Regions from separate parts of the Homo sapiens genome. Here region 2 is linked to region 1. A link is an interaction called in ENCODE POLR2A ChIA-PET data of the cell type or tissue named here. Cell type or tissue: A673. All regions are shown on one strand. Links, peaks and the distances in the headings refer to the core of each region. The heading gives the core; the rest is flanking DNA. Region 1 holds the start of OR4E2 (olfactory receptor family 4 subfamily E member 2). Region 2 overlaps PSMB5 (proteasome 20S subunit beta 5).

Region 1 (14,847 bases), core at 5,008-7,507:
AGCGCCAGTTGCCAGAAAGATCCCCTCAGGCACAGAGGTGCTGACAGTTGAAAGTTGGGCCGTCCATGGAAAATGTAAACGGGTTATGCAGAGGAGGGTATTGATAGTGTCAGTCAACCCTTCCACTGCTTTGATACCCTCTTACCCAACATTATATTTGCTTTGTACTGTCATTGATTCCTCAAGGTGGTGGCTGATTACAGTTTCTTAAAAAAAAAAAAAAAAAAGACCTAAAACAGAGGATTTAGCCAGATAAGTAGAGTTGTTGCTGCAGTTGGTCCCAAGACCATCACTGTTATCTATTGTCTCCCTCTTCTATCACTCATTCTAGGCTCCCTCATTCAGCATTCCTGCTGGTCTCAGTTTCTTGCTCTTTGGTGACTCAGACCTTCATCCCTGAAGGGCCCAAGCCCCTGGTTACTGTACCCTTTTCAGACCTTGGTTGATGCAATTACCTCTTCACTGCTATCACCAAGCATGGAAACACCAAGACATGTTCCAATACATCTCTGAGTTCCATTGGTACTTCTCTCTATCCCCGTTACATAGTAGCAACTCTATATCCTCATGATAGTAGTCAATTACCTCTGCCACTATAGTTTTGCCAAATTTGGGGAGTTTTCAGGCATTATTTCTTTGAATACTTTTTCAGTCCCACTTCTTTCCTCTTAAACTCCAATGATATGAACTTAGATCTCTTGTTATTATCCCATAGGTCTCTGAAACTCTGCTCATTTTTCTTTCAGTCTATTTTCTCCCTGTTTTTCAAACTGAGTAAATTCTATTGATCTGTTTAAAGTTTACAGATTCAGTTCTCTGGCATCTCCCCTTTATATTAAATCTATCCAGAGAGCTTTTTAATTTCAGTTATTGTATTTTTCAGTTCTCTGGACTCAGCTGCTGCCTCAAATTCCTGGGCTTAAGAAATCCTCCTTCCTCAGCCTCCCGAGTAGTTGGAACTACAGGCACTCACCACCACGCCCAGCTGATTTTCAATTTTTTGTAGAGATGGGATCTCACTATATTGCCCAGGCTGGTCTCAAACTCCTGGGCTCAAGTGATCCTCCTACCTCAGCCTCCCAAAGTGATGGGATTATAGGCATGAGCCACCATGCCTGGACTCACTTATTGAAGCATTTTTGTGAGAGCTGTTTTAAAGTCCTTTTCCAATAATTTGAGCATCTGATTCGTCTTCGTATTGAATCAGTTGATTGTCTTTTCTCATTTATGTTCTGATTTCCTAATTCTTGGAATGAAAAGTAATTTTTGATTGTAGCCTGGACATTATGGGTTTTTTATTAGGAAACCTGGATCTTATTTAATCTTCTTTTTAGCAGGTAGTTCTCCTGTTGAGATGTAGTGTAAAGTTTGGTGAATATATATGTTCAGTTTCCTGCTGGGTGCCACTGGCACCACCCCACCAAAAGGGGACCATTAAGTCACATTGCCTTATTGCCTCTGAATGGAGATGATCAGCTTTCTGCTGGGCCAGCTGGGAGAGGGGAAAGGAGAGGGCCAACTAGACTTACCTCCTGCCTGGTTGGTATGGCAGGAGTGGAGGCTTAGCTCACCAGTGGTCCTTGTTGACAAGGGAGTGGGAACAGGAACTCTGATTAGCCCTACTTTCCATTGCTTTGTTCAATTACATGGCCACTGGATGGGTGTGGAGGTTCAGCTCCTCACTGGGCATTGCTGACATTGGGGTGGGGGAAGCTGAGTGTTTACTGTCTCACCTCATAGCACCTCATTCTACCTCATTGTTGCTAGGTAGAGATGGAGGCTCAGCTCATTGTTGGACCTCACTGACAGTATCTTGCTGGGAGACTGGAGCACCACCTGCTTCTGCCATCTGGGGAATGGAAGATCAGCTCCCTGTTTGGCCTGCTGACACTACCAAGGGGGAAACCAGAGTGCACAGTGGCTTCTATTGGGAAGGAAGGTGGGGTGGAAGATCAACTTCCTTGCTCACTGACTGAGACCTGGGGGTGTGGTTTATTTGTTGGTGTTTAGCTGGAGCAGGAAGGGTATTGCCAGAAAGATTTCCTGCTGTTAGGCCACCGCCTTTTTCCTTGTCCTTTGGCTAGAAGGAATGGGCTTTCCTTGGAGCTTTTGTTATCTATGCATATTGGTGTCTCCAGGTTGGAGGTTTCTGTAACATCCTGTCCAGAAATTTTTTTGATAAATATTAGGGTGGTATATTATTTTTCCTTTTTTAAAAATTCTAATGTAGTTATTGATATGATTGGTTTAAATCTACCATTTTGTGATTTGTTTTCTATTTTCCCCATTTCTTCTGTGTTCATTTTCTTTCCTTTTTGGTCTAGATTGAGTTTTTTTGTATGTTTGTTTTTGGGTTTTATTTTAGTATTTAATTTTATTTCATCTTCACTATAATCTTATTAGTTATATTACTTTATGTTAGCTGTTGCTCTAGAATTTAGATTATACATCTTTAATATAGTATAACTTCAAGTGATATTATATCATTTCCTGTATGATATAAGAAACTTTCAAACTTCTGTTTTTCTCCTCCCAGGCTTTTTGTTATTACTTTAATATATTTTACTTCTACATGTTATAAATTTCACAATATATTTTTGCTTTATATAGTCAAAATATTTAAAAAGCGATTTAAAAACTGATTATAAAACACTTTGATATTTTTGCCTTACTTATAAAGATTACCTTACCCAGACAACCTGTAAAGTGTGGAGAATATAGATTTATAGATATTGCTTTGAACATCTGCCCAAGCAGTAGAAGAGGCAAATTAGGAAGTGTTTAGCAAGATGCTTCTGGAAGCTAAGTTAGTTCGAGGCTGTATATCAGGCATCCTGGGTACCCACTGACTGGTACCAATTTACTTAGTGTTCATGGGTGAGGTTTCACTTGTCCATGGACTTTGAATCCCTGGTGTGTATGCAGTGGTTATTACAGTGGCTCTACAAACTAATGTCATGCTAATTGCCAAAGGTTTGGAACTCTTCCATATTTGAAGGCTTCTGGATTTTTTGTCCACTTATTAAATGGCTAAATGAATGAGACTAATAACAGGAAGGGCATTGGAATGGAAAACTTTTAATAATACCTCCGAGTATTCATTGATGGCAAGTTCAGTTATGTCATGTGATGATCACTTCAAAATCCTGTGTCAGATAGGTAAAAATTCCAAAGCTTTCAAGCCTAAAATTTACCCTGTGCAGAATTTTGAGTTTCATGATTTTATATCCTAGGCTTCTATAATAGGGTATCAGAGGCGAATGGAATCATTAGAGGAGATACAGAGTAGATGGTAAGTGTGTGATATATATTGAGAACATTTATTTTAAACAAATAAGATAGATAGTTTTTATGTATAAACAAATGTTACTGATTATACATTGAAGAATATTGCTTTGGACTTTAGAAGACAGCCTAAGCTTAATAGAGCTCCTGGGTTGATTGATTTGATTTTATGATGCTGAGTTTTGCTATCCTCTTCCTGCCTCACCTTTATAATGTGATCATGATTATTGTTACTTATTTAAGGTGGGTGCTGAGGTGAGGAGAAAGGAGATAATAGGCTCTTTAAGAAAAGCTTATCTCCTGAGAGTGATAAATGTACAGTGGTCTTCCTAAACTTCACCACAGTCCCATCTTGATGATCATTGCAAAGAAGGTAATTATATTAGTCAGAGTTCTCCAGAGAAGCAGAACCAAAGGTTTTACACACATGCACGCACACACACACACGCATGCACACACACACACGCATGCACACACACACATGCACACACACGCTGCATGCACACACATGCATGCACACACACACAGATGCACACACACACACACGCATGCACACACACATACATAAATTAGTCCTTTGGTATACATGGGAGGATTGGTTTCCAGGATGCCCCTACCAATAGCCAAATCTGTAGTCATCCCTGCAGAACTGGTATATACTAAGTTGACCCTCCATATACATGGGTTTTGCATCCTGTGAGTGCTGCATTTTCAATCTGCGTTTGGTTGAAAAAAAATCTGCGTATAAGTGGACTCAGTTCAAATCCGTGTTGTTCAAGAGTCAACTGTGTGTATATACATTATATATATAAAATGAGAGAGAGAGAGAGAGAGAGAGAGTCAGAGATAGCTTGATTTATTATGAGACTGTGGATTGTGGGTTTGGAAAGTTTAAAGTATTCACAGCAGGGCTGCAGGCTGGAAATTCCAGCAGGAGTTACTGTTGCAGTCTTGAATCTAGAGGCAGTCTGGAAATAGAATTCTTTCTTCTTCTTAGGACCTCAGTCATTTTTCTTAAGGCCTTCTACTGATTACATGAAGCCTCGCCACATTATGGAGGGCAATTTGCTTTACTTGAAGTCTACTGATATAAATATTAATCACATCTAAAAAATACCTTCAAAGCAACAGCTAGATCATAGTTTGACCAAATAACTGGGTACCATGGCCTAGCCACGATGACACAGAAAATTAACTATTATAGTAATTAAAGGGATAAAATTATTACCTGCATTCCATAATGAAAATAAAGAGACTTGCTCAAGTATACGCAGAGTAATATATGAGTTGGCTAAAGGAGCAAAAAGAAGCAGAATCCAAATTTATATATGTATATTGACAGGAAATATGCTTTCATTTGACAATATTTATTAGTTCTGATGCACAAGAATAGACTAAGACAAATTGGCTTTGATTTGCCACAGACCCCTTAAAAATTTTTGTATTTTCTTACCGGGCCCCATGGCTCCAGCCTATAATCCTGGCTACTCAGGAGGCTGAAGTGGGAGGATAGCTTGACACCAAGAACTCGAGACCAACCTGGGAAACATAGTGAGAACTTGTCTCTAAAAAAATTCAAAACACCAACAAACTAGCCAGGTATGGTGGCATGTGCTTGTAGTCCCAGCCACTGGGAACGCTGAAGTGGGAGGATTGCTTGAGTCCAGGAGTTTGAAGCTACAGGGAACTATGATTGCACCATTGTATTACAGCCTGGGTGACAGAGCAAGACTCTGTCCCTAAAAAAAGTTTTAAAAATTTTCTTAATACAAAACTTTAAGCTTAATGTTAGTATCAAGTTATATCCCCTAAAAGTGTGCTTTCTATTAATATGAACTAAAAATGAATACTTTTTTTCTATAAAAAAATTTGTTGAATGCGTCTTAAAATGCAGTTCCAATGGTGCCCATGGTAGTTACTGATTAAAGTGGTAATGGCAAGTAGACGTAGTTCTGTCTTAGTTGGCCTGACAAAAGTCAAAGTATTGTAAAGGAAAAATGTAAAATTTGCAGAAAAGAAAAAGGATTAAAAAAAACCAAGGACCAATATTAAAAAGGCGAAACCGCTGGGCGTGATGGCTCATGCCTGTAAACTCAGCACTTTGGGAGGCTGAGGCAAGAGAATCACTTGAGCCCAGGAATTTGAGACCAACCAGAGCAACATAGCGAAGCCCCTGTCTCTACAAAAAAACCAACCAACCAACCAAAAACAAAAAACAAGAAACACAACAAAACAAACAACCAAAAAAAAAAAAGCAATGAACAAAAAAACAAAAAATTAGCTGGACATGGTTGGTGTGTGCCTGTAGTCCCAGCTACTTGGGAGGTTGAGATGGGAGAATCGCATAAGCCCAGGAAGTTGAGGCTGCAATGAGCTGTGATCATGCCACTGCACTCCAGCCTAGGTGACAGAGTGAGACTCTCTCTCTCTCTCACTCACACACATGTACACATACACACAACTTAAAAAGGTGAAACTGTTCAAACAGAAAGCCAGTTACTAATATCCAAATCAGAGTGTATTTTATTTCATGTTTTTTAGGATTTTGCTTTTTCTGTTTCATTTCTAGAAACAATTATGAGAAAAGTGAATGAAATAACATTATAGTAACTTTATAACAATTAGCTAAAGCATCCCTGCACAACTGGAGAAAACTGGTAAGTTTTACCACTACCTGCGCTGCTTGTCATGCTTTTTGTGGGTCTGCACATGTATGCTCATATGTACATTACGTACTTGGTATTGAGCAAGACTTGTCTGATATGTCACTTAAGTGTGTGTTTAGAAGTTTAATAGAAGACCTTTTAATTTATGAGAGTTGTTTTAACCTCTTTTCTGTCTAAGGAATCAGAATACTTTTTTAACATGTTGCTGCCTATGAAGGCACCTGCACACACAGACAAAACACACATACGCACACCCTCCAGGATTCCTCAAGATGTCTGGGGTTACGACTTGTCACCTTTAGAGTTTGCCACAGCACTGATTTCTTTTTCCTAGTTATCGAACACTCCGTAGGTTATGGAGTCTTGAGGTTGTAAGGGATCAAGACCATCACTTCTGTTTGCTTTTTGGATTTGAATACCTAGAACAGTGCCTGGAATATAGCAGACACTCACACATAATTATAGGATGAATGTTGAATGTTGAAAAGATGAAGTCTTTTTTACTGGCAGATGGCCATTCAGTCTTTGTTTCTAAGAGCAAGGAAGTCCTTACGCAGCAAACCTGTGCTCTGAAAGTCAGTGTACAGATTAGTTTTGGGCTGTTCTGGAGAAGATTTGGAGGACTACAGTTGAGGCCTGGTAGCTCTGCTCCTCTGGGATTTCTTACCCTGGGTCACTCTTTGGGACATAACTCACCATGACTACATCATTGTAATGTATGGAGTTGTGATGTTAAATGCTTCCTTCCTTCCTTCCTTCCTTCCTTCCTTCCTTCCTTCCTTCCTTCCTTTCTTTCTTCCTTCCTTCCTTTCTTTCTTTCTTTCTCTTTCTTTCTTCTTTCTTTCCTTCCTTCCTTCCTTCCTTCCTTCCTTCCTTCCTTCCTTCCTTCCTTCCTTCCTTCCTTCCTTCTTTCTTTGTTTTTCTTTCTTTCTTTCTTTCTTTCTTTTTCTGTCTGTCTCTCTCTCTCTCTCTCTCTCCCCCTTCCCTTCCCTTCCCTTCCTTTCTTTTTTTAACGGAGTTTTGCTCTTGTTGCCCAGGCTGGAGCTCGGTGGCACGATCCCAGCTCACTGCAACCCCTACCTCCCAGGTTCAAGCCATTCTCCTGCCTCAGCCTCCCAAGTAGCTGGGATTATAGGCATGCGCCACCACGCCCAGCTAATTTTGTATTTTTAGTAGAAACGGGGTTTCTCCATGTTGGCCAGGCTGGTCTCAAACTCCCGACCTCAGGTGATCCACCCCCTCGGCCTCCTAAAGTGCTGGGATTACAGGCATAAGCCACTGCACCCAGCCTCTAAATGCTTTCTATGTATGCAGAAGCAAGGACATCATTTTGTTCTTACCCTACACAACCTTCAGCTCTAAAACTTTCACAGCAGTTTTTTTTTTCTCAGAGATTTCTTTCCCAGTTTTAGTTGGTAACTGAGTAGATGGTCTCCTCATATACAGAGAAGAATCAAATCTTTAAAAAATAAACTAAATTTAATATGCTGAAAGGGATTTAGGAGTTAATCCAACTCAGCTCTCTGCAGCCAACTATTGAGTAATAGAAAGGCCTAGGGACAGGAGAATTGGGACAGAATTCCAATCTTGCCATGCAAAAGCTGGGAAAGCCACAAAACACCTCTGAAGCTTACCTGCATCCCATTTTATTAGGGAGATGAACCTGTCAAAGGTTAGAGCGTGTTCCTATGAACTTCTGCCTTGTCTCTTCTTGAGGGTTTAAGCCCTGGCATTCAATCAGTATAGGCAGTTCTCTTATATCAGATCCATCTAAGCAAGACCTTGGAAGCTCTGGATTTTACAAATCCATTTGAGGCTAACACGATAATGGTCTACTGTGATGGAAAATCATGTTCCTCTTGGCAAAAGGAGCCTTCTCTAAGTAACACTTCTCTAAGTGGGTCCTTGCCAAGGATTGAGCCTTTAGTGCTGAAAGAGAGATCAGGTAGAAACAGAGACAAGAGGCAGAGAAAGATAGGGTTGGAGGTATCATTGATGAAAAGTAAAGATGAGTAGGCTGAAACTGGGGTCAGGGAGTAGAGGTCACTGATCTCTGGAAAGTCACGATACTCTTCAGAGGTATGATTTCAAAAAGGGGAAAGTTGTTGCTGTCTACATTGTGGAGCTGCTGTGGGAACTCTAGAGCTCTTGGAAGAAAGGTAAAAAAGGTAGACAAAGAGCAGGAAGAGATAGATTTCATTGACCTTCAGTTTTTTTTTTTAAATGAAGAATTCTAATATACGCAGTATACAATACACAATACTGATGTCTAGTGGGGATTCTGGTGCTTTTAGCTCAATTGCCCCTTTGTAAATAAGATTTCTGCTGATTGCCTTAAAATGGGTAATTATTTTGATGTACAGATCAACTTACCCCCAAATTTTTGGATTTTTCATAATTCTTCCTTGCAGTGCTACTTTGAAAATATCTTTAAAAATTTTATTTATTTTATTTTTAGACAGGGTCTTGATCTGTTGCCCAGGCTGGCTTGCAGTGGCATGATCATAGCTCACTGCAGCCTCAAACTCCTGAGCTTAAATGTTTCTCCTGCTTCAGTCTCTGGAGTAGCTAGGACTATAGACATGTGCCACCACACTCAGCTAATTTTAAAATTTTTGTAGAGATGCAGTGTCACTATGTTGCCCAGGCTGGTCATGAACTCCTGGCCTCAAGCAATCCTCTTGCCTCAGCCTTCCAAAGTGCTGGGAGGCTGAGGCAGGAAGATTGCTTTGTCCTACTTTTAAAACATTAAAAAAATTAATTCAATAAGTATTCAGTGAGTTCTTCCTTTATGCCAGTTACTTTGCTCTGTGGATAGAAAAATGAATGAGATATTTCCCTTCCTTCAGGGAGTGCATAGTTGGATCTTATTGCTACTTAAATCCCATTTTATGTTTTTTTCTTTTAGTTCTTTGGTTAAGAACGTAGGCTCTGAAAAATTCAAATTCCATTTTAGCCAGTTGCTGAGTGACCATGAGTGAATTATTTAATCTTGCAAATATTTTGGGAAGCAATTTGATAATAATATATTTTGAGGTATAATCTTTAAGCTAGTAAACTCATTTCTAGTAATCTATTCCTAACGGAATAATATATTAGAGAAGTTATAATCGTTCAAAAATATGTATTGAGCAACTGCTATGTTCTATATACTTTCCTAGATAATTTGGATGATTCATAGAGCGAAACAAAGATCCCTGTCCTTTTAGAATTTATATTCTAGCAGCAGGAGAAAGAAAATAATAAACAATAGACTAAATAAGTGAATTATACAGTATATTAGAAGGTGATCAGTGCTTTCAAAAAATAAAAAAGGTAGATCAGGATAAAGGGGATCAGGAGTGCTGGAATTCTCGGTGAGTTTTAGTTTTATATTATGTTCATCAGCATAAACCTTGTTGAGAAGGTGATGTTTGAGCAAAGACATCAAGGGGGTGAGGGAGTTAATTATGCCAGTGGTCCCCAACCTTTTTGGCACCAGGGACCAGTTTCATGGAAGACAAATTTTTCCATGGACTGGGGGTGGGGGCGATTGGTTTCAGGATAAAACTGTTTCACCTACATCATCAGGCATTAGATTCTCACAAGGAGTGCACAATCTAGATCCCTCACATGTGCAGTTCACAATAGGGTTTGCGATTGAGGATTTAATGCCAAGGCTGATCTGACAGGAGGCAGAGCTCAGGTGGTGATGCTGAAGCACTCACCTCCTGCTGTGCAGCCTGGTACCCATCTGTGGCCCAGGTGCTGGGGACCCCAGAATTATGGGATATCTGGGGGAAGAGATTCCAAACAGAGGAAGCAGCCAGTGCAGTGGCCCCAGAGTGGGACTGTGTTTTGAGTATTTGAGGAATACCAAGGAGGACAACGTGATTGGAGCTGAAAGGAAGAGTGGTAGGAGACGAGGTCAGAGAGGAAATGGGAAGTTGTGTCATTGAGGGCTTTACAGGCCAAAGTAAAGACTTCACTTACAATGTGTGAACAGGGAGCCATCGAAAGTCTTCGAATTAGTGAAATGATTTAATCTGATCTATTTTTTTTTTTTTTTTTAAAGATGGCATCTCGCTGTGCTGCCTAGGCAGACCTTGAACTTCTGGACTTAAGCGATAGATCCTCCACCTCAGCCTCTTGAGTATTTGGGACTACAGGCACGTGTCACTGCACCCAGCTTGACCTATGTTTTAATAGGATTTCTCACTGTAATGTTGAGAAAGATTGTACCATTATTTTTAATAGTGAGAAATTAGAAACATCATAAATGGCCACAAAGGATGGACTGGGTGCACACATTTGAATACATATATGTGATGAAATGTCACTTGGTTATACACTTATGATATAATACTGAGTGAAAAATAGAATATAAAATTATATGTTTATAATACAATTGGAACAAATTAAAGATAACAGCAGTAGGATAAGAACAAGCTATGGGTATTCTTCTCACTTGCTTTTCCCTGTGCATGCTTTTAATACTTTGTTTTAAAACAAAGTAACCCATGCTTATTATACAAACTTGAACAATTATGAATTATAATGTAAAAATTAATAAAATCCTATCATTTCCTTCAATTCCATACTTCTAGAATTAACTAATGTTAAAATTGATGTGTGTTCGTCAACAACTATCTTGTGTCCTTCTAGGAATAAATATATACAAACATAATTCATGAATATGTATATATGTTTGAATATGTATAAATATTAATATGTTGAAGCATATGCATGTACATATATGCGTAAATATATATGCATACACACACAAATCTTTTTCGATTTCTTTCTTCCTTTGTTCATTCATTCCTTTGTCCCTCCCTTCCTCACTCCCTGCCTTCTTTCCTTCAAGGTTCGTAATATACTCATAATAGGTTCTTTTGCTTAACAATATGTTATTGACATTCCATGAATTAGTAGTTTGTAATCTTGGCTGCACACTGGACTCTCCAAGGAGTATTAATAGTGCTGATGGGTCCAATTGTCAGAAATTCTGAATTGATGGTTTGGCATGAGGCCTGGGTATCAAAATTTATAAAACTTCTTTAAGTGGTTCTAATGTGCAGCCACATTGAGAACCACTGCCTTAGGTTATACATATAGATCCAACTCATTATTATTATTATTCTTAATAGCTCATAATATTCCATACTGTGGCTGTACTAAAATGTGTTTATCTAGTCCTCTATTGAGAAACATTCAGTTTGTTTCCAGTATGTTATTCTACTAAAAAGTCTTTAAACATGTATCTTTAGTTCTTTAGTTACCAGTTTCTTTATTTCTACAAAATACAGTCCTATAAGTAAAGTTGCTGGGTTCAGAGGTATGAGTGTTTAAAATTTTAATTGGCACTGCTAGATTATTTTCCAAAAAGATCTCAATAATACCTACTTCTAGTAGCAGTGTTAAGAGTACTCCTTTCCTTATATCTTTGTTAATCCGATGAATGACAAAAAGTATTTGATTTTCTTTTTAATCTATTACTAATTAAGCATATTTTTATTCATACTTATTTGTCATTTGAAGTTCTTTTTCTGTGACTTAAGTATATCTTTGCTCATTTTTAATTGAGTCGTTTGTCTTTTCTTATCAAGTTTTAAGAGATCTTGGATAACAGGAGTATTCTTTTTTGGTTATCTATGTTACAATATTTTCTTCACGTCTACCTTTTTTTTGATAATTTATATGGCACTATATATTTTGTTATTATTATTATTTTTTTCAGACGGAGTCTTGCTCTGTTGCCCAGGCTTGAGTGCACTGGTGCAATCTTGGCTCACTGCAGCCTCTGCCTCCCTGGTTCAGTTCAAGCAATTCTCCTGCCTCAGCCTCCTGAGTAGCTGGGATTACAGGCATGCACCACTACACCTGGCTAATTTTTGTATTTTTAGTAAAGATGAGGTTTCACCATATTGGTCTGGCTGGTCTTGAACTCCTGACCTCGTGATCCACCTGCCTCGGCCTCCCAAAGTGCTAGGATTACAGGCATGAGCCACCACGCCTGGCTGGCATTATATATTTTAAATTATTGAGAAAGTTTAACACGCTTTATCTCATTTTTATTCATTATGTTTAATATTTTTTCACGTTGGTAGGCCTTTGTCACTATTGTTCCTAATGTAAGCCCCATGACATTGTTCCTGATGTAAGCCCTGTGAACTACTGTTCCTAATGTAAACCCCTAATGTAAGCCTCACGTTATTTTAAATAATACTATAGTTAATATTTCCTTGCATTTAGCTTTTTTCATAGTTTGAATGCTTACAAGTGAAATAATTGGATCAAGAATATAAATTATTTTTGTGGCTTGTGATAATTATTTCCCAACGGTTATAGTTTTTGGCCAGCCATCAGTATAAAAAGTTAGGGTAATATAACTTTAGTATTTATACAATAATATCATATTACGTAATTTAAAGAAGTAAGTTTCTTAAGTATTTTCTTAGCTCCATTGTGAAGGAAGGCTTGAGTTCTTTTTCAGGCTGCCTAAGAAGTTAGGTTCAGTTCAAGTAAAAATTGTTTTTGCATACCCATTGTGTACAAGGCACCTACTAAGTGCTGCAAAGGATAAGTCCTGTGTGGTTACTACTCTTAAAAAAATTTTAGTCTGGGCGCGGTGGCTCACGCCTGTAATCCCAGCACTTTGGGAGGCCGAGGTGGGTGGATCACGAGGTCAGGAGATTGAGACCACCCTGGCTAACATGGTGAAACCCCGTCTCTACTAAAAATACAAAAAAATTAGCTGGGTGTGGTGGTGGGAGCCTGTAGTCCCAGCTACTTGGGAGGCTGAGATAGGAGAATGGTGTGAACCTGGAAGGCGGAGCTTGCAGTGAGCCGAGACCATGCCACTGCACTCCAGCCTGGGCAACAGAGCAAGACTCCGTCTCGAAAAAAATTTTTTTTTTTTGATTTAGTGGAGAGCAAAAATGAACATCTTATTTTACTTTATTTTACAGGTCAAGGACCATAAAAGAAGCCTGAGAGGGAATAGATAGGCTTTGACTGGGTCAGGAAAGTTTTCTTAAAGGTAGTGTTCTTTGAAATAGTCAAAGACAAAGTGAAGGATGAATAGTATTTTTTTCTTCACCTTTAAGTTCATGGATAAGTGTGCAGGATGTGCAGTTTTGTTACATAGGTAAACGTGTGGCATGGTGGTTTACAGCACAGATCGTCAGGTATTAAGCCCAGACCTCCACAGGTGTAGAGTGGGTCCACGTGTTCTCATTATTCAGCTCCCACTTATAAATGGGAACATGTGATGTTTGGTTTTCTGTTCCTGCATTAGTTTGCTGAGGATAATGGCTTCCAAGTCTATCCATGTCCCTGCAAAGGACATGATCTTGTTCCTTTTTATGGCTGCATAATATTTCATGGTGTTATGTACCACATTTTCTTTATTCATTCTATCATTGATGGGCATTTAGGCTGATTCCATGACTTTGCTATTGTAAACAGTGCTGCAATGAGCATACATGTACATGTATCTTTATAATTGAATAATTTATTTTCCTTTGGTTATATACCCAGTAATGGGATTGCTGGGTCAAATGGTATTTCTGGTTCTAGATCTTTGAGGAATCACCACACTGTCTTCCACAATGGTTGAACTAATTTACAGTCCCATCAACAGTGTAAAAATGTCCCTTTTCCTCCACAACCTCACCAACATCTGTTCTTCTGTTGTTTTTTGGCTTTTTCATAATAGCCAATGGTATCTCATTGTGGTTTTGATTTGCGTTTCTCTAATGATCAGTGATGTTGAGCTTTTTTTCCTGTTTGTTGGCCACATAAATGTCTTCTTTTGAGAAGTGTCTGTTCATGTTCTTTGCCCATTTTTAATGGAGTTGTTTGTATATTAATAGTAAACAATGAGGTGAGGAGAGTACACTTGAATAGAGTGTATGTTTTCTGAGCAGAGGGAAAAGAAAAAGTAAAGACAAAGATTTTGGAAGGTAAGTAGGTGGAGGTAGGATGCCTGGAGGACAGTGACTTGCTTGGTCAGAGAGAAGAATTAATAGGGAGAATAAAAGGACACTCACATTGAAAAAATGAAAATGTGCAGCAGACTGTTGCAGGCTTTGAATGTATATCTAATTTGATAGAAGAGTCAAATTATTTAGTTGGGAGTTGTATTGGAATATTAGCTTAATGTTATCAGTGCTTTAGTTTGAAGTGAAAAGAGCCAAATAACTAATGTGTAAGGTTTCGGGCATTTATTTATTCTTGTAAAGGCTCACTGATCTCATCTGCAAGGCAGAAACAATTGATTCATGTGCCATAGGGTGGTTGTGTTTAAATAGAAGTGCCTGGCATGGCTCCTGGTAAGTAGTGGGTATACTGTAACAACTACTGTTAAATTGATTTCATAAGCTATATGCTCTGATGATAAATAAGCAATTCAGATAAGAATACAAAGTCATTTCAATTAGTTCTATTCCTATAATAATAAAACTAAATTAGCTTTCATTTTTTCCCCCCTAAGCTCATTGAATGGACAGTCTAAACCAAACAAGAGTGACTGAATTTGTCTTCTTGGGACTCACTGATAACCGGGTGCTGGAAATGCTGTTTTTCATGGCATTCTCAGCCATTTATATGCTAACGCTTTCGGGGAACATTCTCATCATCATTGCCACAGTCTTTACTCCAAGTCTCCATACCCCCATGTATTTCTTCCTGAGCAATCTGTCCTTTATTGACATCTGCCACTCATCTGTCACTGTGCCTAAGATGTTGGAGGGTTTGCTTTTAGAAAGAAAGACCATTTCCTTTGACAACTGCATCACACAGCTCTTCTTCCTACATCTCTTTGCCTGTGCCGAGATCTTTCTGCTGATCATTATGGCGTATGATCGTTACGTGGCTATCTGCACTCCACTCCACTACCCCAATGTGATGAACA
Region 2 (14,847 bases), core at 7,911-10,410, 1.4 Mb after region 1:
TGTGCCTGTAATCCCAGCTACTTGGGAGGCTGAGGCAAGAGAATCACTTGAACCTGGGAGGCAGAGGTTGCAGCAAGCCAAGATCGTGCCATTGCACTCCAGCCTGGGCGACAAGAGCCAAACTCTGTCTAAACAAACAAACAAACATGAAACTGTGAATGATATTTTATTTAGTCATTTTTGTTTACAATTGAAACTTTGGGAATTCAAAAGTAACATTCTTGCCTTTGAGCTTCTTTCAACCTACAAGAAAAGAAACAATCATCACAAAACTTTCAAATACACACACTCATCTTAAAACCTAATGATTTTGTGAAATTGTACCCCTTATGTTTTCTATTTGTTTGTTTGTTGTGAGATAGAGTCTCTTGCCCACCCTGGAGTGCAGTGGCATGGTCTTGGCTCTGCAACCTCTCCCTCCCAGGTTCAAGCAATTCTCCTGCCTCAGCCTCCTGAGTAGCTGGGATTACAGGCACCCGTCACCACGCCCAACTAATTTTTTTTTTTTTTTAGACTGAATCTTGCTCTGTCACCCAGGCTGGAGTGCAGTGGCACTATCTCGGCTTACTGCAACCTCTGTCTCCTGGGTTCAAGCGATTCTCCTGCCTCAGCCTCCTGAGTAGCTGGGATTACAGGCATGCACCACCAGTCCCGGCTAATTTTTGCATTTTTAGTAGAGACGGGGTCTCACCATGTTGGCCAGGCTGGTCTCGAACTCCTGGCCTCAGATGATCCACCCACCTCGGCCTCCCAAAGTGCTGGGATTATAGGTGCCTTTATGGTTTTTCTCCTTGGCAACCAGTTACTGTGAAAATCAAGTACTGTGAAGATACAGGGTACATCCACAAGTGTCCCAAGACCGAGAACAAGCTCATTTGCAATGCGTGGGACAGGATTCTGCAGCACTGCACCTAAGTGCTGTGCTCCTTTGCCATGTGGGTGTGTGTGAATTTTTCGTGGTGTTTCTACTGGAAGAGTCAGGACATTATTTGCAATCTGATTTATCTGTTTTCTTGTGATTAGGTTCAGGTTAAGCTTTTTTTTTTTTTTCTTTTTTGATACAGGGTCTTGCTCTGTCACCCAGGCTGGAGTGCAGTGATGTAATCACAGTTCACTGCAGCCTTGACATCCAAAGCTCATGCCATCCTCCTGCCTCAGCCTCCTGAGTAGCTTGGGACTACAAGTGCATGCCACCATGCCCTGCTAATTTTAAAAAGTTATTACTTGGTAGAGACAAGATCCCCCTATGTTGCCCCGGCTGGTCTCAAACTCCTGGGCTCAAGGGATCCTCCTGCCTTGGCCTCCCCAAATGCTGGAATTATAGGCATGAGCCACCACATCAGGGCCAAGGTTAAACATTTTTAGCGAGAATATTACTTAGGTAATTTTATATACTTCTTATTGTATCACATCAAGAGGCATATAATGTCAGTTTGTTCTATTATTGGTGACTGCAAGTTTATTCATGTCTGCTAGACGTCTCTGTTGTAGAAGTATATTTGCCATTTGTAATTAATTAGTAAACTAATAATAAATAGAGTGATTGTTATGGGCTGAAATGTGTTCCCCTAAAACTTATATACTGAAGCCCTAACCTCCAGTACCTCAGGATTCGACTGTATTTGGAGACTGAGTCTTTAAAGAAGTGATTAAGTTAAATGAGGCACTTAGGGTAGAGCCAGTCTGACTGGTGTCCTTATAAGAAGAGGGAATTTGGACACAAAGAGATACCTGTGGTGCACAGAGGAAAGACCATGTGAGGATACAGTGAGAAGGCAGCTCTCTGCAAGCCAAGGGGACTGAGGCTTCAGAAGAAATCAACACTGCTGATACTTTGATCTTGGACCTACAGCCTCCAGAACTGGGAGAAAGTAATTTCTGTTGTTTAAGCCACTCAGACTATGGTGTTTTGTTATAGCAGCCTTAGCAAACTAATACAGTGATTATCTTAGATAATGTGAATATCCTGTTCTTCCACAACCTTGCACCTTCCTATTTTTGCATTGGGGTTTGCCAAATGGTGATTTTTCAAATTCTGTTATTTCTTCTACATATAATAGCTGGCATCTATCTACTCATTTTTCTCCTCTTTGCCTTCTTCATTATCTTCTTTACATTTATGTTATTTCTTTTTTTTTGAGATGGAGTGTCGCTCTGTCGCCCAGGCTAGAGTGCAGTGGTGTCAAAAAGAAAAAAAAAAAGTCCCAAAAAAACAAAAAAGACCATCCTGGCTAACACGGTGAAACCCCGTCTCTACTAAAAAATACAAAAAAAACAAAAATTAGCGGGCATGGTGGCGGGCGCCTGTAGCCCCAGCTACTGGGAAGGCTGAGGCAGGAGAATGGCGTGAACCTGGGAGGCAGAGATTGCAGTGAGCCGAGATTGCGCCAATGTTGCCTGGGCGACAGAGCGAGACTCTGTCTCAAAAAAAAAAAAAAGAAATTCACAAAACAAGTAATTTTAATTTGTCTTAATTTTAAAAATTAATATACGTTTCATAGTTTTTTTGTTTTTGTTTTTGTTTTTTTGTTTTTTTGAGACAGAGTTTCACTCTTTCACCCAGGCTGGAACGAAGTGGTACAATCTTGGTTCACTGCAACCTCTGCCCCCTAGGTTTAAGTGATTCTCCTGCCTCAGCCTCTGAGTAGCTGGGATTACAGGCGCATGCCACCACACCTGGCTGATTTTTGTATTTTTAATAGAGACAGAGTTTCATCACCATATTGGCCAGGCTGGTTTTAACTCCTGAATTTAGGTGATCCACCTGCCTTGGCCTCCCAAAGCACTAGGATTATAGCCATGAGCCACCGTGCCTGGCCCATAGTATGTTTAAGAGCAGCAAAGGGCATCTTAAAATTAAACAATATGGGAGTCACAGTGCTAAGAAGGGTAGGAACCACTGGCAAAATGACACCATAGTGAAATCATTCATTAATTTTTTTTTTTTTTTTTTTTTTTGAGATGAAGTCTCGCTCTTGTTCCCCAGGCTGGAGTGCAATGGCGCAATCTCGGCTCACTGCAACCTCCACATCCCAGGTTCAAGCGATTCTCCTGCCTCAGGCTCCCGAGTAGCTGGGACTACAGGTGCCTGCCACCACGCCTGGCTAATTTTTGTATTTTTAGTAGAGACGAGGTTTCACCGTGTTGGCCAGGCTGGTCTTTTTTTTTTTTTTTTTTTTTTGAGACGGAGTCTCGCTGTCGTCCAGGCCAGACTGCAGTGGCGCTATCTCTGCTTACTGCAACCTCCGCCTCCCGGGTTCTCGCCATTCTCCTGCCTCAGCCTCCCGAGTAGCTGGGACTACAGGCGCCTGCCACCATGCCCGGCTAATTTTTTTTTGTATTTTTAGTAGAGATGGGGTTTCACTGTGTTAGCCAGGCTGGTCTCGATCTCCTGACCTCAGGTGATCCGCCTGCCTCGGCCTCCCAAAGTGCTGGGATTACAGGCGTGAGCCACCGCGCCTGGCAATCATTCATTAATTCTGTATTTTTTTTTTTTTTGTAGTGGAGTCTTGCTCTGTTGCCCAGGCTGGAGTATAGTGGCTAGTGGAATCTCTGCTCAGTGCAGCCTGCGCTGCAGTTCAAGTGATTCTCTTGCCTCAGCCTCCCAAGTAGCTGGGATTACGGGTGCACACCACCACACCCAGCTAATTTTTGTATTTTAGTAGAGACAGAGTTTCACCACGTTGGCCAGGCTGGCCTCGAACTCCTGACCTCAAGTGATCCACCCACCTCGGCCTCCCAAAGTGTTAGGATTACAGGCGTCAGCTAATGCACCTAGCCTCATTAATTCATTTATTAAAAGTACATTTATTATATATCTTTCCTGAGTAGCCAACAGCATGCTAGACACTGTGGGGGAACAAGTAAAAACTACACTATAGTGCTTAACTGAAAAAGCAGGCAGACATGCCAGGAAACAACCAGAGACACTACATAGATGCTGTTTGATGTGGCACATGCCTAAGGCTGTTTTTTGATTTGTTTTGTTTTGTTTGAGACAGGGTCTAACTCTGTCACCCAGGCTGGAGTGCAGTGGTGCGATCACAGCTCCCTGCAGCCTCATGTCCCAGGTTCAAGTGATCCTTTTGCTTCAGCCTCCTGAGGAGCTGGTACTAGAGGTATGTACCACCACACCTGGCTAAATTTTAATATCTTTTGTAGAGATGGGGGTCTCATTATTTTGCCCAGATGGTCTTGAACTCCTGAGCTCAAGTGATCCTCCCACCTTGGCCTCCCAAAGTGTTGGGATTATAGGTGTGAACCATGGCACCTGGCCCTAAGGCTGTTTAAATGAGATGTAGAACAGTGCTGACCCCTAGCCAAGGACCGCACTTGGATTGATCCACCTTTATGCATTTTTCCTCTTTAGGAGGTGCTTGGAAATGCAGGACTATGCTGAATATGTTGTGTTGGTTTAAAATGCTCCATTGCTTTCTTTTCTAAAGACTAAGCTATGAGCGCAAACTCAAGACTCAAGGGAGACATGGTGATTATGAGCCCTCCCACATAACCATGGTGCTCAGAGGATTCCCTCTAATCAGACAATACCACACATCACCGCTGGAGATAAGCTGCTGTGAAAAAAAGCCTGTGTATTGTGTGAAACTCTGTATGCATGGGGAGGCTTAGAGTGCATAGGTGTCTCTGGGATAGTGATGGTGTTGAGGCTAGAATGAGAAAAGAGCTGCGGTCGTGCAAAAACATCCCCTCTACCTTGGTGCCTTGTAGGCTACACCTACTTCTATTTGGACCTACTTATTTCTCGTCTTACCTGACATGTGCTATTCCTCAGTCTTCCTGGGAGGTAGTGGCTTCCCTCTCCTGACTTAGGCACCCTAGGCCCTGATCTGCAGGCATGTTTGCAGAAAAGAGGATGAGTTATGTGTGTATGATGTGTGTTGCCAGGGAGTATGGAGGTGTGGGGAGAGAAGGCTTCTTAGTGAACCTAAAAACAAATTTTCGAAGGTACTGGATCTGTGATCCTGCCTCACTCACCCTGTTACTTTTACGACACAGGTTTCTAATTTTCTGTCTTCGGCCTGGCTGGATTGAGATGGGGGTTGTGAGAGCCCAAACCTTCTTTCCAACCTCGCATAAGTGGTGTAGACATGGAGAGATTCTTGCAGAATTTAAGTGACTGTGACAGTACAGGGGCAACACACAGAGAGGCACGTGTTCATTACGTATGGCTGGAGAAATTATCTGTCTCCAGGGGGACATGTTTCACTGTGCATTAGCTTCGAGCCGCTTCCTTCCTCCCTGTTTTTCTGCCCACTCTCTCTATCACTGTCCTTCTTAGTCTCCTTTCCCACTCCCTGTCTGCCCCCATTCACAGTCCAGCTCTGCCTGTCAATATCTCCATCCATCTTTCTCTGCCACGTTCACATCTCCCTCTGCACTTTGCTCAATCTCGCGCTTGCTGTCTGGGAGTCGCTTTTGTTTGTCTCTGGTTTGTCTCTTGTTCTCTCTAGTTCACTTTCTGCCATTCCATCTGTTTTCCTCTATAATACCAGCTTTTTGGGTACCCTGCAGTTAATGATAACCTTTTCTTGTTACAGTAAAGCCTATAAGCAGCCCTTGGTTTATTGATTGATTGGTTTTTATTTAAACTCTGCAAAGGAAAGAGAATTTTTATAAAGTGAGAGAGCAGAGAGAAAACATGGAACGAGGCAAAGGGAGGAACAGCCTAAGATGGGGCCGGGGATAAGTAATGGGAAGCATCAGAACGTGTCGAACCCATGGTGTCTTATTTCTTTTCAAATAAACTGGGTCATATCTTTATGGCTGATGACAGCTTAATCTGGACCATAAAGAGTTAAATACCAGCTTAAGCTTGGCACCTAACTCAGAGGCAAAAGCTTCTGGGAGAAATGAGTTGGGTCAAATAAGCCCAAGAAGCTGACGTGGGTAGAATTTCTTCTGCTTGACCCACTAACAACTGCAAAGGGGACATTTTAGAAATGTTTTTTATTGAAATGCTTCAGTGGGGGCAGAGCTCCTGGAAACCAGAACTTGGCTCTGAAGCCACGCCTGGGGAGCACGGGAGGCTGACTTGGGGGGAAAAAGAGGGGTGGCCCAGGTCAGGTAGAAGGTGGCAGCAGCTGCTGATCAGGGCAGTTCTGATTGCTGTTTGAGCTCCCTCTTGCCCACTATAATTAAAGCATTCCCAGTATGATTCTGGCTTCCTGAAGGGAAACTAGAATTTATAAAAACAAACAAGAAACAAACGCAAAACAGCAGAGGTGCTTGGTTGCAATATATGTATATTTTAAATTATAGAGCACTGCTCTATACTCCATACAGTTTCAAAGTCCGTATCTGTTATAGCCCTGGGAGCAGGTCAGGGGAAGATCTAACAAAAGAAACAAAAATAAAAGAAAATTAAAAACCTAAATGTATCCACCGAAAATTAGATATGGTCATGTAGATTCTCTCCTAACCCAATCATCCTATCCTTGTTACTCCTGACACAAGGGAAATGCTCCCCTCAAAATTTCCATCCACCTTTTTTTTTCTACTTTATTCTCTTTTCATCCCACCTCTTTCTTCCTTCCCCTAACAGACCACATAGAATCCGTGGGCCAGAATAAATCAGTTATTTTATTTCCCCTCGGAGGATGTGACCTTCCACTCCCCAAATGGCTCTGACAGTTTTCTCATTTGCTAGCTGAGGAGGATATCAAGAGACACTGACCTTCTGGTTTTGCCTAAAGAGGAACACTCAGTAACTATTATCCTTCAGTCTTTGATTTGCGTTAACTGTGCCCTTCCTCCCTCCTCCCCCACATCCTCACCTACCTTTTCACCTTCCTTCATGAACATTCTACTCACCCCACAGTGCACTGCTACTCCCCACAGCCCTCCCTTGCCTGGTGTGCAGATGCTGGAAGGCTAGCAAGAGAAAGCAAGGGGCCTCCAGGAGTATTTGCTCCCTATTTAATCAGATTAGTCCCATCACCTACCCCGAGGAGCCAGATTTTGGTGTTACTGAGTTATCTGTTGAGGGAAGAGAAGTTGTCAGACATCACTTAAAGAGCCCAGTCCCTTGGACGCCTGGGAACTGCTGAGAGAAATTAATCTTCCAGCTATTTAAGGCGATTTCTTTTCCATCATCCTTTGTCAAGAGGACTGTACTGGGAAATGAATCTGATGGGAGTCCCTGAACTGGTACACTCCACTCAAAAACATCTCTCCAATCCTATGCGGCATCCATCATTCCCACACAAGCGGAGACACACATCGCTGCAAAGCCAATTTCCCCCCAGTAACCATCAGCAAGAAATCACAAATGCACAGGGTGGATACCACTAGCCTACAGACTTGCAGTTTTTCCCTACCTCTGCTCTACTTTCTTCCCAGAAAAACCTACCACAAATCGAGCTCTTCCATTAAATGAGTCTTTTACCCAAGACCCAGGAAGGTAGATCAACAGGGATATGCCAGAACAGAACATGCATTTTCTCTTCTAACATAAGGACTCTGCCAGTGCAGAATAGGTGTTTCCGTTAAACAGCTAAACCACTGCCAAAGCAAAGTGTGAGACAGAAACAGGGCAAAGGGTTGCATTGTTTCACGATCATCTCTTCTCTCCAGAATGAATTTTCTGTTCATGGACCAAAGCTGGGGTCTTATGCTCTCTGGGGTCATGTAAGGAAATTCCAATCTTCAATTCTCTTTCTATCCTTAAGGCTATTTCCCAGGGAAGAGGTGTTCAAATTGTGTTCCTTGAGGTTCCAAGAAGTGCCAGGGACTGTGTATGTGTATGGGGCTAACAAAGGGTGCTGCGGGGAGTGGCTGGATGGGGAAGCTCAATAGTGGAGGCTCTGGACCTCTCAGCTCAATTTCAACCTCTGATTTTTTTTTCAGGCATTGGGATTTCTCCTAAGAGTGCTTTTTTTTTTTTCTTTTTTTTTTTTAAGATCTGCAAACCAATGTCCTAAGTGGGAGGAAGATGACCTACCTGTGCTTCTCACGCAGCTAACCATTTCCCAACAGTCTACGAGAAGGAAGATGTAGCTTGGGTCCTGCCTATTTCTTTCTTTCTTTTTTTTTTTAGATGGAGTTTTGCTTTTGTTGCCCAGGCTGGAGTGCAATGGCACCATCTCGGCTCACTGCAACCTCTGCCTCAGCCTCCCAAGTAGCTGGGATTACAGGTGCCTGCCACCACACCCAGCTAATTTTTCGTATTTTTAGTAGAGACAGGTTTCACCATGTTGGCCAGACTGGTCTCAAACTCCTGGCATCAAGTGATCTGCCTGCCTCCGTCTCCCAAAGTGCTGGTGCTGGGATTACAAGCCTGAGCCACTGTGCCCCGCCCAGCTCCTGCCTATTTCAACCATGTAGTCTGAGTCCACACCAGCAGCTCCCTGACTGCAGGGGCTCCTGAGATACTTTCCTGCAAAAAATTTCCTTAGGCACGAGTCATTTGTTTTCCAAACCCCCTTCTCCGATTTCACTAATTCCCAATTTCCCTGCATTTGACAAATGCAATTAACAAGCCTCGATCAGTTCCTGGCCGACAGCCCTCATCAATCAATACGAAGACTGCACAAGGCTGAGGGGGAAGGGAAGGTAGCTGCAGTACAGGAGAGGAGGGTTTACCCCCTCTTCTTCTGTGAATGACTTCTCCAAACCTCTCAGTCTCAAAACATGACACTGGGTTGTCACCTTCACCAACCACTTTCTGCCTTCTGACTAAATACAAGGTGGTATTGTTTGTGTCCTCCGCTCCCATTTTTTAAAGGTTTCTCCCATCAACCTCCTCTATCCCCTGTCTTCTCTTTAACAGAAGGCCTTGCCATCTGCTGCCACCATAGCTTGGGAACTCCCCCCAGCCCCAACAGTGCTGGGTGTGATAAATCAGCCATCTCTCTGCTCTCAGCAGGGCCTCTTCCCCACCCACACATTCCAGTGACAATTTAGTGCTGCTTCCTGACCAGGAGGCTATAAAATCACCATCACTACCCTCTCCCCTCCACACATATGCACTGGAGGACCAAAAGGACAAGGGTCACCAAGCTTGTGGTTACTACTGCTTTCACAGCCACTTCTTTGTCCTCCCCTTCCCAGGGTCCAAGCCTTCCCTTCCCAGTTGGTTTAAGAGTCAAGATTTACCCTCTTCACCCTTCCGCTCTGCATGTAGCCTCAGCCTCCCTTCCCCCACCACAGGGTGACAGCCTTTTCCGCTGGAGCCCTGCCTGGTACAGCCCTGTGCATCTTTCCACCTCATCAACTTTTCATCTCTTTGTAAACCAAATCGAGAAGTGTCTCCCTCCTCCCTGCCTCTCTCTCCTTCTCCGTTATTAGCTTCATGAGTGGGGACATTAATGTATTCACTAGACAATGTCTTCACACCACTGTTTCCTGTAATTACAGTCACTTCCCTTCCACTGTCCTGGCTTATTTGACTGAAAAGTGCTTGGAGGAGGGACAGTGTGGACAAAAGATGCAACACAGGCTGAGATTGAGTAGTGAGTAGTGTAATGTTAACATCCAAGAAAGTAAAACAAATAGTCACCTCTGCAGCAGCTCATTAATGACTGGTAACACATAGAGGTCAATGTGCCAGAGCTTAAAAAAAAGTACTGATACAATTGAAGGCCCTTCCACTATAAATAGGATGGAGGATGGGTCACTGTGTCCGTATTACCAATGACAGTCACCCCAAGAAACACAAGCAGCTGCATCCACCCTCTTTCAGGGGGTAGAGCCACTATACTTCTCATGTAGATCAGCCACATTGTCACTGGAGACTCGGATCCAGCCATCCTCCCGCACGTGGTAGAGGTTGACTGCACCTCCTGAGTAGGCATCTCTGTAGGTGGCTTGGTAGATGGCTCGACGGGCCAGATCATAGGCCTGCTCCACTTCCAGGTCATAGGAATAGCCCCGATCCATGACCCCATATGCATACACAGAGCCAGAACCTACAGAGAAGGTGGCCCCTGAAATCCGGTTCCCTTCACTGTCCACGTAGTAGAGGCCTGGAAAGGGAGATGAGGTTAGCAGGAAAAAAAAAAAGATCACCCCTTTTGATATCTAATTCATATGCCAAGGCAGTAGTTCTTTTTTTTTGAGATGGAGTTTTGCTCTTGTTGCCCAAGCTAGAGTGCAATGGCGCAATCTCGGCTCACCACAACCTCCGCCTCCTGGGTTAAAGTGATTCTCCTGCCTCAGTTTCCCAGGTAGCTAGGATTACAAGCGCTCGTAACCACGCCCAGCTAATTTTTGTATTTTTAGTAGAGACGGGGTTTCACCATGTTGGTCAGGCTGGTCTTGAACTCCTGACCTCTGGGGATCTGCCCTTCTCGGACTCCCAAAGTGCTGGGATTACAGGCGTGAGCCACCTCGCCCGGCCAGCAGTAGTTCTCTTAAAACCTAGAATAAAATTTAAAAAAATAAAAAAATAGGCCGGGCGCGGTGGCTCATGCCTGTAATCCCAGCACTTTGGGAGGCTGAGGTGGGCAGATCACCTGAGGTCAGGCGTTTGAGACCAGCCTGACCAACATGAAGAAACCCCATCTCTACTAAAAATACAAAATTTGCCAGGCGTGGTGGCACATGCCTATAATCCCAGCTACTCAGGAGGCTGATGCAGGAGAATCACTTGAACCTGGGAGGCAAAGGTTGCGGTAAGCCAAGATCGCGCCATTGCACTCCAGCCTGGGCAACAAGAGTGAAACGCTGTCTCAAAATAATATAATAAATAGGCCAGGCGCGGTGGCTAACGCCTGTAATCCCAGCACTTTGGGAGGCCGAGGCGGGTGGATCACGAGGTCAGGAGATCGAGATCATCCTGGCTAACACGGTGAAACCCCGTCTCTACTAAAAAACAAAAAATTAGCCAGGTGTGGTTGCGGTCGCCTGCAGTCCCAGCTACTCAGGAGGCTGAGGCAGGAGAATGGCGTAAACCCGGGAGGCGGAGCTTGCGGTGAGCCGAGATCGCGCCACTGCACTCCAGCCTGGGAGACAGAGCAAGACTTTGTCTCAAAAAAAAAAAAAATAATAATAATAATAATAAATAAATAAAATAATATATATATATATAAAAGAGAAACCCAGGGAAGCCAACATAAATACAAGATAGGACTTCTATAAAATTATTATTATTTTTTTAAAAGCTAGCTGAGTGTGGTGGTGCATGTCTGTGGGAGGTTGAAACAGGAGGATTGTTTGAGCTCAGGACTTGCAGGCTGCAGTAAGCTATAATCACACCACCACACTCCAGCTTGGGCAACAGACTGAGATGCTGTCTTCAGGAAAAAAAAAAAACCTGAAGGAATAAAATTTAATATTAAGACTCCAGGATTCTACAACATACCACCCCATCTCACCTTATATTATAATAACTACCTTGCCATGTTGCCGATCCTCTCAGCACACCCACAAAACAAGTACATTCCAAATGACTTAGGTTTCAAGCACAGAACTTCAGACACTGTGAAAGATAACATTTAAAACATAATCCCCGGCCAGGCGCAGTGGCTCAAACCCGTAATCCCAGCACTTTGGGAGGCCGAGGCAGGTGGGTCACCTGAGGTCAGGAGTTCAAGACAAGCCTGACCAACATGGAGAAACCCTGTCTCTACTAAAAATACAAAATTAGCCAGGCGTGGTGGCGCATGCCTGTAATCCCAGCTACTCAGGAGGCGGAGGCAGGAGAATCACTTGAACCTGGGAGGTGGAGTTTGCAGTGAGCCGAGATCGCACCACTGCACTCCAGCCTGGGCAACAAGAGTGAAACTCTGTCTCAAAAAACAAACAAACAAAACATAATCCCCACTCCCCCATCAAAAGACCCCATAATCCCAGTCACTTGAGCCCAGGAGGTTGAGGCTACAGTGAGCTGTGATTATGCCACTGCACTGCAGCCTGTGTGACAGAAAAACAAACTCCATAATGCCAGAACTCAAAGAGTTTAGACTATCTGGAGAACAAGACATACTTTACACAGGAGGATAATAAAGCCTAGAGTTTGTAATCACATTGTAAAGACCTGCACTGTCCATATGGTAGCCACTAGCCACACAGGACTAGTTGAGCATTTGAAATGAACTAGTACTACCTGCTAACATAATATTTTGGATTTATTAGGTTAAACAAAATATATTGAAATTAATTTTTTTTAATTTTAAAAGCGTAGCTAGTATAAAATGTAAAATTACATATATGGCTCACATTATATTTCTATTGCTGGTATAGACCAGGGTTTGGCCAGGCCAACTGCCTTTATTTTTGTAATTAAAATGTTATTGGAACAGAGCCACTGTTTCCATACTGTCTATGGTTGTTTTGTGCAACACCGGCAGAGTTAAGTATTTGAGACAAAGATTTAGGCCTGCAGACCTAAAATATTTACTATTTGGCCCTTTATGAAAAAACTAGCTGACTTTTGGTACAGATGAAAATTTAGACAAAGTGTTCAATCCCAACTGCCTACTGGATCCCTCCAGCTGGATGTCTTTGTCATCATGTACAGATTCAAACTTCCTAAACTTAGATACCAGTGGTTCTCCATTACCTACCACACTCATCTCTCTTGTGCGCCACAAACCCACGCTTCCTCCTGTCTTCTGAAATTCTGCCAATAGCATCACTACTCTTTTTCCTGTTTCAGTGATTCTCACATCTCACTGTGCACTAGAGTCATCTAACAAAGATTTTTTTCAAAAATGCACAGGACTTACCCTAGGTATTTTTTATAACTGGTGTGGGGTGGGAAACAGGTATGGAACTTGTTTTTTAAGTCCCCCAGGTGATTTTAATGCAAGCCAGCTTGAGCACCTCTGCCCTTATTGGTTTTCAGGTTCAGGTGATTCTGATGTCTACCTTACTCCTTTCTCTGGCCCCTCCTCAGCCCCAGTGCCATGCTCTCTTGCCTAGAGGGGGGTCATCATCTGGTTCCAAAGTACCCTTCTGGCTTTATGGCTCACTATTCCCCTTCACCCACTTAGTTCCAATTAAACTGGACTTTCAGTTACTCCTCAAAAGCTCATGCTTCTTTCCTCCCTTTCTTTGTTATGTTCCCTTTCCCTTTTTTACATCCAGGACAACCACCACCAATCCATGAAGTCTTCCCCAATTCCTCCCATCATAAGTAATCTCTTCCTCCTCAAAACTCCTTCCGCATTTGACTGGTTCTTTTTATTTATTGATTGACTGACTGATTTTTGAGACAAAGTTTCTTTCTTGTTTCCCAAGCTGGAGTGCAATGGCACAATCTCAGCTTACTGCAACCTCTGCCTCCCAGGTTCAAGTGATTGATTCTCCTGCCTCAGCCTCCTGAGTAGCTGGGATTACAGGCATGCACCTCCAGGGTTCAAGAGATTCTCCTGCCTCATCTCCCTGAGTAGCTGGGATTACAGGCATGTGCCACCACAGCCGGCTAATTTTGTATTTTTTTTTTTTGAGATGGAGTCTTGCTCTGTTGCCCAGTCTGGAGTGCAGTGGCACGATCTCAGCTCACTGCAAGCTCCACCTCCTGGGTTCACGCCATTCTCCTGCCTCAGCCTCCCAAGTAGCTGGGACTACAGGCGACCACCACCACGCCCAGCTAATTTTTTGTATTTTTAGTAGAGATGGGGTTTCACCGTGTTAGCCAGGATGGTCTCGATCTCCTGGCCTCGTGATCCGCCCGCCTCGGCCTCCCAATAATTTTGTATTTTTAGTAGAGACAAGGTTCCACCATGTTGGTCAGGCTGGTCTCGAACTCCTGATCTCCGGTGATCCACCCATCTCGGCCTCCCAAAGTGCTGAGATTACAGGCATGAGCCACCATGCCCAGCCAACTGGTTCTTTTAAAAACGGTATTTATCAGGCCAGGAGCTGTGGCTCACGCCTGCAATCCCAGCACTTTGGGAGGCCGAGGCGGGTGGATCATGAGGTCAGGAGATTGAGACCATCCTGGCTAACACAGTGAAACCCCGTCTCTACTAAAAATACAAAAAATTAGCCGGGCGTGGTGGCGGGCACCTGTAGTCCCAGCTACTCGGGAGGCTGAGGCAGGAGAATGGCGTGAATCCGGGAGGCGGAGCTTGCAGTGAGCAGAGATGGCACCACTGCACTCCAGCCTGGGCGACAGAGCGAGACTCCGTCTCAATAAAAAAAAAAAAAGGTTATTTATCTTATTCAGCCTTGGGTTAACTAGTCATCCTTTGGTATATGAAGGGGATTTGTCCCAAGACCCCTGCATATACCAAAATCTATGCACACTCAAGTCCCAAAGTTGGCCCTGCAGAACCTGCATATATGAAAAGTTGGCCAGATATGGTGGCTCACGCCACCCAGCACTTTGGGAGGCTGAGGCAGGTGGATCACCCGAGGTCAGGAGTTTAAGACCAGCCTGGCCAACATGGTGAAACCCTGTCTCTACTAAAAATACAAAAGTTAGCTGGCAGGGTGGCGGGTGTCTGTAATCCCAGCTACTCGGGAGGCTGAGGCAGGAGATCACTTGAACCCAGGAGGTGGAGGTTGCAATGAACTGAGATCGCGCCATTGCACTCCAGCATGGGTGACAAGAGGAAAACTCCATCTCAAAAATAAATAAATAAATAAATAAATAAATTGGTCCTCTGTATATTTGGGTTTCAAATTCTGGGAATGTGTATTTTCAATCAGAATTAGGTTGAAAAATACCTGCGTATAAGTGGACCTGAGTGATTCAAACCCATGTTGCTCAAGGGCCAACTGTAATATGAGGCAAGGGGCTGACTCACAATGAATGGGACAGGGTCATCAGGAAGGCCTCTTGAAGAAGGCACTGTTTAAATGATGCTCAGTCTCCCTGGATTTTCCTTGTTACCCGGTCCCTGTACTCTTTTACACTGTTTCCATCACCTAGAACAAATC

The links. ChIA-PET counts read pairs that join two places held together with the same protein. Peaks named below come from ENCODE experiments on the same cell type or tissue, not always from the same donor. Only the 100,000 strongest peaks of a DNase experiment are listed, where the experiment ranks them.
Region 2: POLR2A ChIA-PET joins it to region 1 with 5 read pairs; 1 of 35 experiments calls an interaction of 5 or more read pairs at or near these places.

What each region holds. Positions count from the first base shown.
Region 1 is chr14:21,650,648-21,665,494 of GRCh38, forward strand. OR4E2 (olfactory receptor family 4 subfamily E member 2) reads left to right here and starts at 3,188. Exons shown (of 4, transcript NM_001001912.3): 1 at 3,188-3,292; 2 at 5,855-5,942; 3 at 10,006-10,099; 4 at 14,428-14,847. The coding sequence starts at 14,436. It also overlaps TRA. In A673, for the core only: no CTCF peak of the experiment used is centred there; DNase peaks (open chromatin) are centred at 6,554 and 6,964; H3K27ac peaks cover 2,401 bases.
Region 2 is chr14:23,016,393-23,031,239 of GRCh38, forward strand. It overlaps PSMB5 (proteasome 20S subunit beta 5), which reads right to left. Exons shown (of 3, transcript NM_002797.5): 3 at 9,464-9,983. The coding sequence ends at 9,697. Among named protein-coding and RNA genes, the nearest start is that of PSMB5, 11 kb to the right of the region's middle. RefSeq lists an enhancer at 8,725-8,814. In A673, for the core only: no CTCF peak of the experiment used is centred there; DNase peaks (open chromatin) are centred at 8,389, 8,869 and 9,279; H3K4me3 peaks cover 872 bases; H3K27ac peaks cover 2,500 bases.